2 separate regions of the Homo sapiens genome follow, and region 2 is linked to region 1. A link is an interaction called in ENCODE POLR2A ChIA-PET data of the cell type or tissue named here. Cell type or tissue: MCF 10A. All regions are shown on one strand. Links, peaks and the distances in the headings refer to the core of each region. The heading gives the core; the rest is flanking DNA.

Region 1 (5,373 bases), core at 155-5,154:
CACATGGACACAGGAAGGGGAACATCACACACCGGGGCCTGTTGTGGGGTGGGGGGAGGGGGGAGGGATAGCATTAGGAGATATACCTAACGTTAAATGACGAGTTAATGGGTGCAGCACACCAACATGGCACATGTATACATATGTAACAAACCTGCACGTTATGCACATGTACCCTAGAACTTAAAGTATAATTAAAAAAAAAAAAAGAAAGAAAACCTGTCTCTACTAAAAATACAAAAAATTAGCTGGGCGTGGTGGCAGCGCCTGTAATCCCAGCTACTCAGGAGGCCGAGGCAGGAGAACTGCTTGAACCCGAGAGGCGGAAGTTGCAGTGGGCCGAGATTGCGCCACTGCACTCCAGCCTGGGCAACAAGAGCAAAACCCCATCTCAAAAAAAAAAAAAAAAAAAAAAAGTTATAGGTTGCCTCTGTACTGGGATCAGCATAAGGTATAAATGGTAAGTCTTCTTGGGTCTTTTTTGAGGCTGTACCTTTCCCAGGGAAATTGCAGTACCTTTATAAACGTCCCCATATGTTACTGCTTTTGAATGTTCTAGTCCTTAAATGCCTGGCTCCCAAATGGGGAAAATGGGAACAATTAAAGGGGAGGTAGTGGGGAATTTAAAGTTTCTGGCTCTTTAAATCCCATGGAAGCCTTTTCACCAAGTGGAGATTATACAATGGGGGCCCACCTCTGTGTCTGCACATCCGTGCTCAGAGGCAGCAGAACACAGATCCCTGATATTGATATTTGGAGTGCAAGGTCTTTATGGCCCACCCTGGCTCCCACAGGCTGTGTGTAAGCTGTTCCACAAACACATGCACAGCCTGCCATGGGATTTGGGGGTGGGGGATAGCTAGCTGCTACCATGTTAAGAGCTGGAATTGACCAGAATTCACCATGATTTACTATCCAAGCCCTCCTCTGGAGCTGCAAGCTTTCAAATAGACTCCAGAATTTCAAAATAGTCATATCAGACAGATTCTGCCAGTTCATTTGTCATCTACATGGAGAGATGGAATCCTGATGCCTGCTACTCCACCGTCTTCCCTGACTTCTTCTCATTACTCCACCGTCTTCCCTGACTTCTCTTCATTACATCTTTAACTGGCTATTGCTACTGTGTTTTGTATATGGCTTTGTATAGCATCTTATTCGTTCTAATAGCCTTGGAGTTTGCAGAAGTCAATCATGTCTACAATTAATGGTAATTTCATCTTTTCCCTTCTGGTGGTTAAATTTTCTCCCTTTTCTTGTCATAATGCATTGGACAGAACTTGCTAGCAGAAACAATACTGGTAAGAATAAGTATCTTATATTGCTCTATCTCTCCATCAGGGTGAGGTGTGCTCTGGAAACAGAGCTGAAAGCCCCTCTGGGGTGATGTTCCCAGTCCCCGTACTCCAAACCCAAATGTTGGTTTGTTGGGAGGGGCTGGGGCCATGTGGCCCCTGGTCAGCATGTGTCCCAGAAGCCCCAGGATGTTTATGTCTTATTCCTTCTCCTGCCATGAGAGAGAACTGACCAGCCCTGGGCCTTCTCAGAGTCCACGATTCTGTTCAGTTTTACTTCTCTCTGTGAAGGGCGCCCAGAAGCTCCGAGAAGAGGCCGGAATTCTAAGTTTTCTTACAGGGCCCAGGACAGGTCTACCCCCTGGGCAGGTGTCTGGAGCCTCAGCTGGCCCCGGGCACTGTTGCAAGGGTCAAATGGGCCTCTTTGCTTGGGACTACCTCTGCTGGCTTCTTCAGGAACAGGGACAGTCCCTGTCCCCTTAAGGGATAGGGAGCTGAACTCAGCACTGTTTCCAAGGCTCCTGGGTGAGGCACCTGCTCCACCTTACCCGGACAGGTTCTGAACTCCAGGGACTTAAGTTAAAGAAGAAATACACTCTATCATTCTTCAGTGTCTTTTGTTCTCATATGTCAGTGTCACTTAATCCTTAAAATGACCATAGGGAAATGACTACCCACTTTACAGTTGAATAAACCCGGACCCTCAAGGGTAAAGTGGGGTGGACAAGTTACCAGCTGCTGACTGGTGGACTGGGCTGGACTCTGGACTCTTTTTTTTTTTTTTTGAGATGGAGTCTCGCTCTGTCGCCCAGCCTGGAGTGCAGTGGTGCAAACTCAGCTCACTGCAAGCTCTGCCTCCCAGGTTCACGCCATTCTCCTGCCTCAGCCTCCCGAGTAGCTGGGACTACAGGCACCCACCATCACGCCTGCCCATTTTTTTTGTATTTTTAGTAGAGACAGGGTTTCACTGTGTTAGCCAGGATGGTCTCGATCTCCCGACCTCGTGATCCACCCGCCTCAGCCTCCCAAAGGGCTGGGATTACAGGCATGAGCCACCACGCCCGGCCCACCCTGGACTCTTGACTCCAGGCCCAGCTCCTGGCCCTGGACCTTTGAGGGGGAATTGGTACAGCCTGAGTGGAAGACAGACTTGGCCTGAAGGTTCAGCAGGAAAGCCAGGTGCTGGCACTGGGAGCTGGGGGACAACCTGAGTACTTGAAGCCACAGTGTGACTCTTGGAAGCCTCCAGGAGGCAGGGAGCTTCTGGGCAGCCCTGATGGACTGAGCTGAAGGAGAGGCCTCAGACCACAGCCCAGCCCTTCCCCACCTTGCACAGAAACCTCAAGGGAGGAAAGCCCCCAACCCTGAGTATGGGTCTGGACTATGCTAGCTCATGTCTGGCTGCCCCGAGCAGTGGTAGCATCACGTCTAGGCTCTGAAAGCCTCTGTGGTCCTCCTTTTCTCTCTCCTTGGAAGAGCCTGGAGCCTGGACACACATTTCATTTCCATTTGGGTCCCATGAAGGACTCCTGCCTGCTCCCTGATGTCTGAAGGGACGCTGTGGGGGAACTGCAGCCTCCCTAGGCCGAGCCCAGATCTGCTTGCGGAGGCTGAGAATGCACCTGGCCTTGCCTTCAGGAGGGCAACGCGCTTGGCTGTGAGGGGAGGATTGGCCTGAGTTATTTTTGGGCTCCATATGGCCTTCAACTCCTGCTGACAGATCCCGCTGTCTCCCTCAGGAAGCTCTTGTTTCTGATTGCTCAGGGCCCGGCTTGCAGGCAATCTGTTGGATGCGAGGCGACAGCACCAAGACCCACGGCAGATTGGCCACTAAATATAGAGCTCTCCCAAGAGGGCAAGTCAGCCTCTCTCCCGCTCCGTCTTCCATCCTGTCCCTTACTCTTGGCCCACGTTCTCAATTACGTCCTGAGAACATACTTCTACAAGGAGAGGCACAGCCCAGTCACTCCCCAAGCCACAGTGAAGGGGTTTGTTTCACCTCCCAACCCGCATGCTGCCTTCCCTTCAGGAACTTCTCCCCGTTGGCTGAAGCCTGAGTCAGGGTGGGAACCGGAGTCCTGGCCAAGAGGGCACTGTCCCCCCCTCACTGCTGAGCAAGCAAGTGACCAGGTTATCCAATTAGAGCAAAGCCTGGGCTTTGCTTCGAGACAATTACTATTATTATTATTACAGCATGAACATCTGTTCCCAGGACCCAGGCTAATAAAAAGAGCGTTACCAGTACCTTAAAATCCCTAATGCATCTTCCTCAACCGGTCCCACTCCTCATCCCCCTAACCTCTAGACAAGACCATGCTGACTTTTGTGCTAATTGTTCCCTTACTTTTCTTTGTAGTTCCACCTGTGTATTTATCCCCAAATACCCTGCCTAGTTTGACAGCAGAGGGCAGGTGCATGCTGATGGTGCAAGGAGAGGACGGCACTGCCCCTGCTGGACGGAGGCTCCAGGAGGTGAGCGGATCAGTCTCCAGGCTGTGGTCTGATTCCCGCTTCTCTGGGAGCTGACAAGGCCCCTCCGGGGGAAGTCGTGAGCAGGGTTGAAAGGGAGTCTTCGGAAACACTGGGCTCAGCACAGTTGGTGCCTGGCAGGGCCGAGGTGGGAACCAAGCGCTGGACCTCTGTGATAAAGAACTGTTATCGAAAATATATAAAGGGCCAGGCATGGTGGCTCACACCTGTAATCCTAGCACTTTGGGAAGCTGAGCATGCAGAGTGCTTGAGTCCAGCAGTTCAAGACCAGCCTGGGCAACATGGTGAGATCCTGTCTCTACTAAAAATTACTAAAAAATTAGCTGGGCATGGTGGCGTGCATCTGCAGTCCCAGCTACTTGGGAGGCTGAGGTGGGAGGATCACCTGAACCCAGGAAGTTGAGGCTGCAGTAAGCCGAGATCGTACCACTGCACTCCAGCCTGGGCAACCAGAGTGAGACCCTGTCTCAAAAAAAAGTAAATAAAATAAAACATACAAAGAAATCTTACAACTTAATAATAAGAAAACAAACAACCTGATTAATAAAGGAGACAAAGACCTTAACAGGCACCTGACCAAAGAAGATATAAGACGGAAAATAAGCATTTACAAAGGTGCTTCACATCATATGTCATCAGGGAAATGCAAATTAGAACAAGATACCACTACACACCTACTAGAGTGGTCAAAATCCAGATCACTGTCACCACCAAATGCTGGTAAGGAAGGGGAGCAGCAGGAATTCTCATCATTGCTGGTGAGAGGGCAATACAGTACAGGCGCTTTGCAATGCAGCTTGGCAGTTTCTTACAAAACTAAACATACTCTTACCATATAATCTAGCAATCTCATTTCTTGGTATTTACCCAAAAGAGTTGAAAATTTATGTCCACATAAAAACCTACACACAGGTGTTTCTAGCAGTATTATCATAATTGCCCAAACTTGGAAGCAACCAAGATGTCCTTCTGCAGGTGAGTGGGTAAATAAACTGTGGTACATCCATCCAAGTGCTAAAAAGAAATGAAGTATCAGGGCTGGGTGCAGTGGCTCACGCCTGTAATCCCAGCACTTTGGGAGGCCGAGGTGGGCGGATCACCTGAGGTCGGGAGTTCGAGACCAGCTTGACCAACATGGAGAAACCCTGTCTCTACTAAAAAAAAAAATACATAATTAGCCGGGCATGGTGGCGCATGCTTGTAATCCCAGCTACTTGGGAGGCTGAGGCAGGAGAATTGCTTGAACCCAGGAGGCGGAGGTTGCAGTGAGCCGAAATTGCGCCATTGCACTCCAGTCTCAGCAACAAGAGCAAAACTCCGTCTCAAAAAAAAAAAAACAACAAAAATGAAGTATCAAGCCATGAAAAGACGTGGAGAAAATGTAAATGCATATTACTAAGCAAAAGAAGCCAATCTGAAAAGACTGCATGATTCCAACTAGATCACATTCTGGAACATGAACATTTATGGAGGCAGTAGAAAGACCAATGGTTTCCAGGTTTAGTGGGGAGGGAGGAATAGGTGAAACACAGAGGATTTCTAGGGCAGTGAAACTATTCTGCCTGATACTATAATGGTGGATATGTGA
Region 2 (5,373 bases), core at 159-5,158, 130 kb after region 1:
CACATTTACTGTCGCTCATGATGCAGCGTCCTGCAATATCCCGAAGGGTGGGCAAGTTTCAGATCCCTTCAAAGAAAAACAGAATGAACGTGCATTCTTACCGGAAGTACATACGCAGCTCACGTAAGAGAGTTCTGAACTTATTGGTATGTAAGACAATGTGGCTGTAAGTTGATAAAGTCAATCTGACCAAGTTCTGAACTTAAGCAAGACACAAAAAAATGCAGACATTTCAGTGGTACCAGACCATTATGAAAGGAAGGAATTTTGAGGCCCAGCAAGACCACACTTTAAGGGGCTGGACTAGAAAATAACCACCTTTGGAGAAAAGAATGTATGCATTACTACTGGCTATGAAAAGACTACATCACTCTGTGCGTCTCATCAGCTTGCCCCCTGTGGGCAAGCTAGGTGTAAATGGTTCATTTACACCTAGCTGTCTAGAGACGGAGGCATTGTTTCAAAAATGATCACTTCTAGAATGCCTAAAGAGAAGCAAACGGACCAGTCTTCTGCTCAGTGTATAGATTCTGGTTGAAATGATGAACCAAAAAGCAAGATTCATACGCCAAAGTGACAGGCTGTCAGAGGCCTGGTGGCATCAGTGTGCTGCATGTGCCCAAGCACGTGCTCCTGCCTCAGGAGGTGGGTCCCAGAGCTGGCATCAGCTGGCACAGCCCCAGAGTCCCACATCACCACCGGACTTCAGGGTAGAGATCTGTATATGAAGAACTCTGCTGTGACTGACAGTCCATCATAGTAACACTAGGAAGTCTATCCACTATGTCTGAGTGTAGGCCAGCAGGCCCAGAAAGCAGCTTTTCTGTGGTTGAGGCACAGGCTGAGACTGCTGCTCTGCAGGAGCCTGGATGATTTTATACAGAAAACAAGCAAACAAATTGGCAAGTGGTTCCTAGGCTCGTGTCTGGTTATGCTTATTTAAAAGTCAGCAAGCTATTTATTTTGGTCTTTTAAAACTACATAGCCAACAATAAAATCATATAGGTAAACATTCTATACCGTTTAAGACTACAGAATGTATTCTACAGCTCTGTCAAATCCCTTGCCTTTATGTTCTAGTATCTAATATTTAACGTCAACCTAATGAGATTTTTGTGGTGATGATTTATATTTCAACACAAATGCTAGGATTTTCCTTAAACATGGAAAAAATGGATTAATAACAAGTCTAAATAAAGAACTGAGTCAAATTAATAATTTCTCCAAGTGACCACTGCCCCACGGTCTTCTCCCCGTCCTCTGGGTGGTGGCTGCAGTGTGGCTGCCACTCTGACCACTCCTGCCGAGGTGTGTTAGCGTGCCAGCCAGGGAGTGACTCCAGTGACGCCACAGCGCTTAGATGCTGGACAAACAGCTGCTCATACAACCCGCACCGCAGGAGTCTCAGTCCCGTGTTACCTGGGAGCAATCTAGGGCTGAGTGAGCTGGAACACCTGCCTAGCCCACACTGCTGTGAGAAGGGGACTCAGGAGCTCTCCAGGCTGGCAGGTCACTGTGCTCTAAGCTATAGGAGGTGCGAGGCAGGTCTGTCTTGCTCATGGCATCTCATACTCCAAGGACAGGAGGACAGGAAGCTGGTCTTTGGGGCACTGTGAGCATTCAATAAACCTTTGTTGATCTGATTCCCCACAGTGCTGCTCCATTTTACTGATATCTAAAGGAAGATCCTTTCTAAAGATTAGCTTATTTACAGTTTGCAAGAGGCTGAAACAATTCCACTCAACATTTAGGGGGTACCTTTATGCACGAAAGTGGTAAGTATAGCAAAAGATATGCCATAGTCAGCTAGCAACCAGTCTTGAAACAACATGTACTTCACTATTTGGGGGAGAAGCGCGAGCAGTGAGTCCATTATCTATATTACAAGTCACAGTGCGGTAAGGGCCATAAGCACAATGTAAACAAAATCAAAAGGCAAAAGAGATCCTACCCACTGGCAGGGGCAGAAGACAAGGACGGCTTCAAGGAGGAGGCGGCATCCGCCCTCAGACTCTTTTGCCAGAGATGGACAGTAGAGCCACAGAGCTCAAACTGACTGTGTCCAGACACAGCGAACTGCTGAGCTTGGCTAGCGGGGTACAAGTGCAAAGGATTAGAGACAACTCAGCAAAAAGGCAGGCACCCACTACCACCTGCTTTACGGAGGGTGGCTGTTCCTCTGCTATGCCGTCAACACACCAGCAACACAGTTACTTGCAAGCATGTACTGAGCACCCGCTGTGGATGGTGAGGTACCATGCCAGGACACTCGCCTGCCCTCAGTGAGCGCACACTCAGGAGGAGGCCCTGCACACCAAGGGTCCTAAACCCAGTAGGGTGAAGAAGATTTGGGGGAATGGGAGGAGAAGCAGCAGAGGCGGAGGCACATTCGGAATGTGACAAGTCACTAGGGACTTGCTGGGTAGAGGGCGAGTGAAGCTGGAGAGAGAAAAGGAGGCCAGATCACTATGAGCCCCAGAAGCCACGCAGAGCCGTCTGGCCTCAGTCCTGAGGGCTGTGGAAGCCGTCAAAACATCAGAGGTGCGACACAGGCGCTGAGGTGCTCCAGGATCCATCCCTCCCTTCCTCGCTTTCATAAGAGAAGCCTTCCTTCCCCTTCCTGCTAGATAAATGGCTGCCCAACTAGAGACGACGCCTGGCAGCTTTCCCAGCAGCCAGGTATGGCCAGATGACCAAGTTCTGACTAATAAGATGTGGGTAGAAGTGATGTATGCAACTTCCAGATCACTTTTATTTTTCTTTACAGAAAGCTGCTTGCCCTCCAATCTTTCTTCCTTGCTGCTGGCTGAGGGATCAGCTGTCACAGACCCAGAGATGGAAGTCACATGCTGTAGATGGAAAGCTGCCCACCAGCTGGATTCCTTAACTACCTCATGGCACAGAGCCACCCCCCATTCAGGACCCCGTGTCCACGTTGGGACTGACAGATCAATCTCAACCCTGCTGACCAACTCTGCAACTCTCCCTGCTATAACTGCTTTCAACCTATATTTGGACTATGACAATATTAGGTTAACTTTTTTAAATTTGGGGAGTATATTCACTCATATTAGGTTTTAGAATTGTAATTCCATCTCAAGATTTAAAATAGTCCGGGCATGGTGGCTCACACCTGTAATCCCAGCACTTTGGGAGGCCAACGTGGGGGAATCACTTGAGGTCAGGAGTTTGAGAACAGCCTGGCCAACATGGTGAAGCCCCATCTCTACTAAAAATACAAAAATTAGCCGGGTGTGGTAGTGCGTGCCTGTAATCCCAGCTACTTGGGAGGCTGATGCAGGAGAATCATTTGAACCGGGAGGTGGAGATTGCAGTGAGCTGAGATCGTGCCACTCCAGCCTGGGCCACAGCGAGACTCCATCTCAAAAACAAACAAACAAAAAGATTTAAAATAATTATAAAATTAAAATAAGGTACCCTTATTATGCAGGAGAAAAAAGTCACCTAAGTGAAAACCTGTTAAAGCCACCTTCTCTGTCAAGTTTGGGCTTTGTGAGAGCAAGAGAAAGAAACTTAAGGCCACCTGAGAAGGTGTGTAATTTAGCTATTCATGAGTCAACTCTATTGAGATGATATTTCAACAAAATGGACCATCAACTGGGGCTCAGAAAACAGTTTTACAAATCGGGAAGTACAAGAATTCTTCATGAAACCACATTAGCAATACACTAAAGCCTGCATTCGCTGCCTCCACTTCCCACACCAGCCGGTGCTGGTTCCTCCCCCTCAGCTCCCAGGCTGTGCTGCCACCATCCGTCCAGCACAGGGCTCCCTCCTTGCCACTTGTGCACTCAGCAGCGCCCGCCAGGCTGCACTGTCACAGCCTTTGTAGGGTCTGCCTCCCTTCCAGGCTATGAGCAACTCAAAACTGGGAGGGAACGCTACAAGGAGGTTTCCTGGAGGAGGCAAGACCTGAGCTCAAGTTTGTTCACAGTATCGACCGAGGCATGAGGAAACAGGCACTTTCATACACGTCAGTGAGAGCTGAGAAGTGGTAAAACATTTTTTTAGATGGAATATAGATCTGGCTAATAAAAATGTTAACTGCATATCCTAAACTGGCAAACACAATTCTCTAAGTGTATCTGACAAATACGTGTACAAGTATCCAAACATATTTGTGCAAGCATGTTTGTAACACTTCTTGTAACAGGCAAAAAACTAGAAGTAATCTAAAATGCACACTGTGGATGGACTGAATAAATTATGGCACAGAAGTACAACAAGGCCATTCAACAGAATGCAAGGACTTTATGTATCAATGTGGAAAGATGTCTAAGATACAGAAAGGAAATACACCAAGTTGAAGAAGAGAACACATAATGCCCAGCTACGTAAACACACACACACGCATACACACGCACATACACAATGCTGGCAAGTAGAGAAATAGTGGGAAATGAGAAACTTTCTTCCCATTATAACTTTCTATTCTGTTTTTCAAATGTACATATTTCACATTTAAAAACTGATTAAACAACACATGTTAAATGAAAAGCTGCAGAATGATCATTTGACACTTGTATGGAAGACGGGCTTCAGGCAGATAAGGCTAGAGGCATGAGAGTGGGCCTGGCTCTGAGGTACACATTTATCAACACCCTTATAACAACTAGTGAGAAGCATATTACTATCCCCGCTCTGCAAATGAGGAAACTGAGGCTTAGAGGAAGTTGTCCAGTAAGGAAGTTGTCCAAATTCCCAGCATGGCTCAGATTTGAATTTAGGAGTGTTTCACCACAATATTCAAGTTCCTCCCAAAGCACCATTCTGATATCCCTTTAGAAAGTGAAGCTATTTGCACATGGGCTGGCCAGGACCAGCACACAGTCCTGCACATTTCACCTTGCTGACTCCCCCTACCAAAACCTACCAAAACACTTTTTCCTCTAACGATGACAACGATTCAGTGATCCACAGACTCAAGTGAACCTTTCATCACACTAAAGCTTCAGAGTACCCAGGACATGCGATATTTAAATCAACTAACTATTGTGATTAAAAGCAGATTCTCACAATCACCCTCTGTCTCAATGCTTGCTGCCGACATTTTTTTCATTAAATTGTTCTGTTTTCCAGCTGGGCAAGATGGCTCACACTTGTAATCCCAGCACTGTGGGAGGCCGAAGGTGGGAGGATCACTTAAGCCCAAGAGTTCCAGACCAGCCTGGGCAACATGGTGAGGCTTCAACTCTATATTAAACAATAATAATAATAATAATAGTAAAAATCTGGCCGGGTGCGGTGGCTCACACCTGTAATCCCAGCACTTTGGGAGGCTGTGGCGTGTGGATCACGAGGTCAGGAGACGGAGACCATCCTGGCTAACATGGTGAAACTCCGTCTCTACTA

What was found. Peaks named below come from ENCODE experiments on the same cell type or tissue, not always from the same donor. Only the 100,000 strongest peaks of a DNase experiment are listed, where the experiment ranks them.
Region 2: POLR2A ChIA-PET joins it to region 1 with 5 read pairs; 2 of 35 experiments call an interaction of 5 or more read pairs at or near these places.

What each region holds. Positions count from the first base shown.
Region 1 is chr5:180,152,519-180,157,891 of GRCh38, forward strand. The region is part of intron 1 of RASGEF1C (RasGEF domain family member 1C); the gene reads right to left. Among named protein-coding and RNA genes, the nearest start is that of RASGEF1C, 54 kb to the right of the region's middle. In MCF 10A, for the core only: no CTCF peak of the experiment used is centred there; no DNase peak of the experiment used is centred there.
Region 2 is chr5:180,280,543-180,285,915 of GRCh38, forward strand. It overlaps MAPK9 (mitogen-activated protein kinase 9), which reads right to left. Exons shown (of 12, transcript NM_002752.5): 2 at 1-66. The coding sequence starts at 19. Among named protein-coding and RNA genes, the nearest start is that of MAPK9, 8.9 kb to the right of the region's middle. In MCF 10A, for the core only: no CTCF peak of the experiment used is centred there; a DNase peak (open chromatin) is centred at 2,669.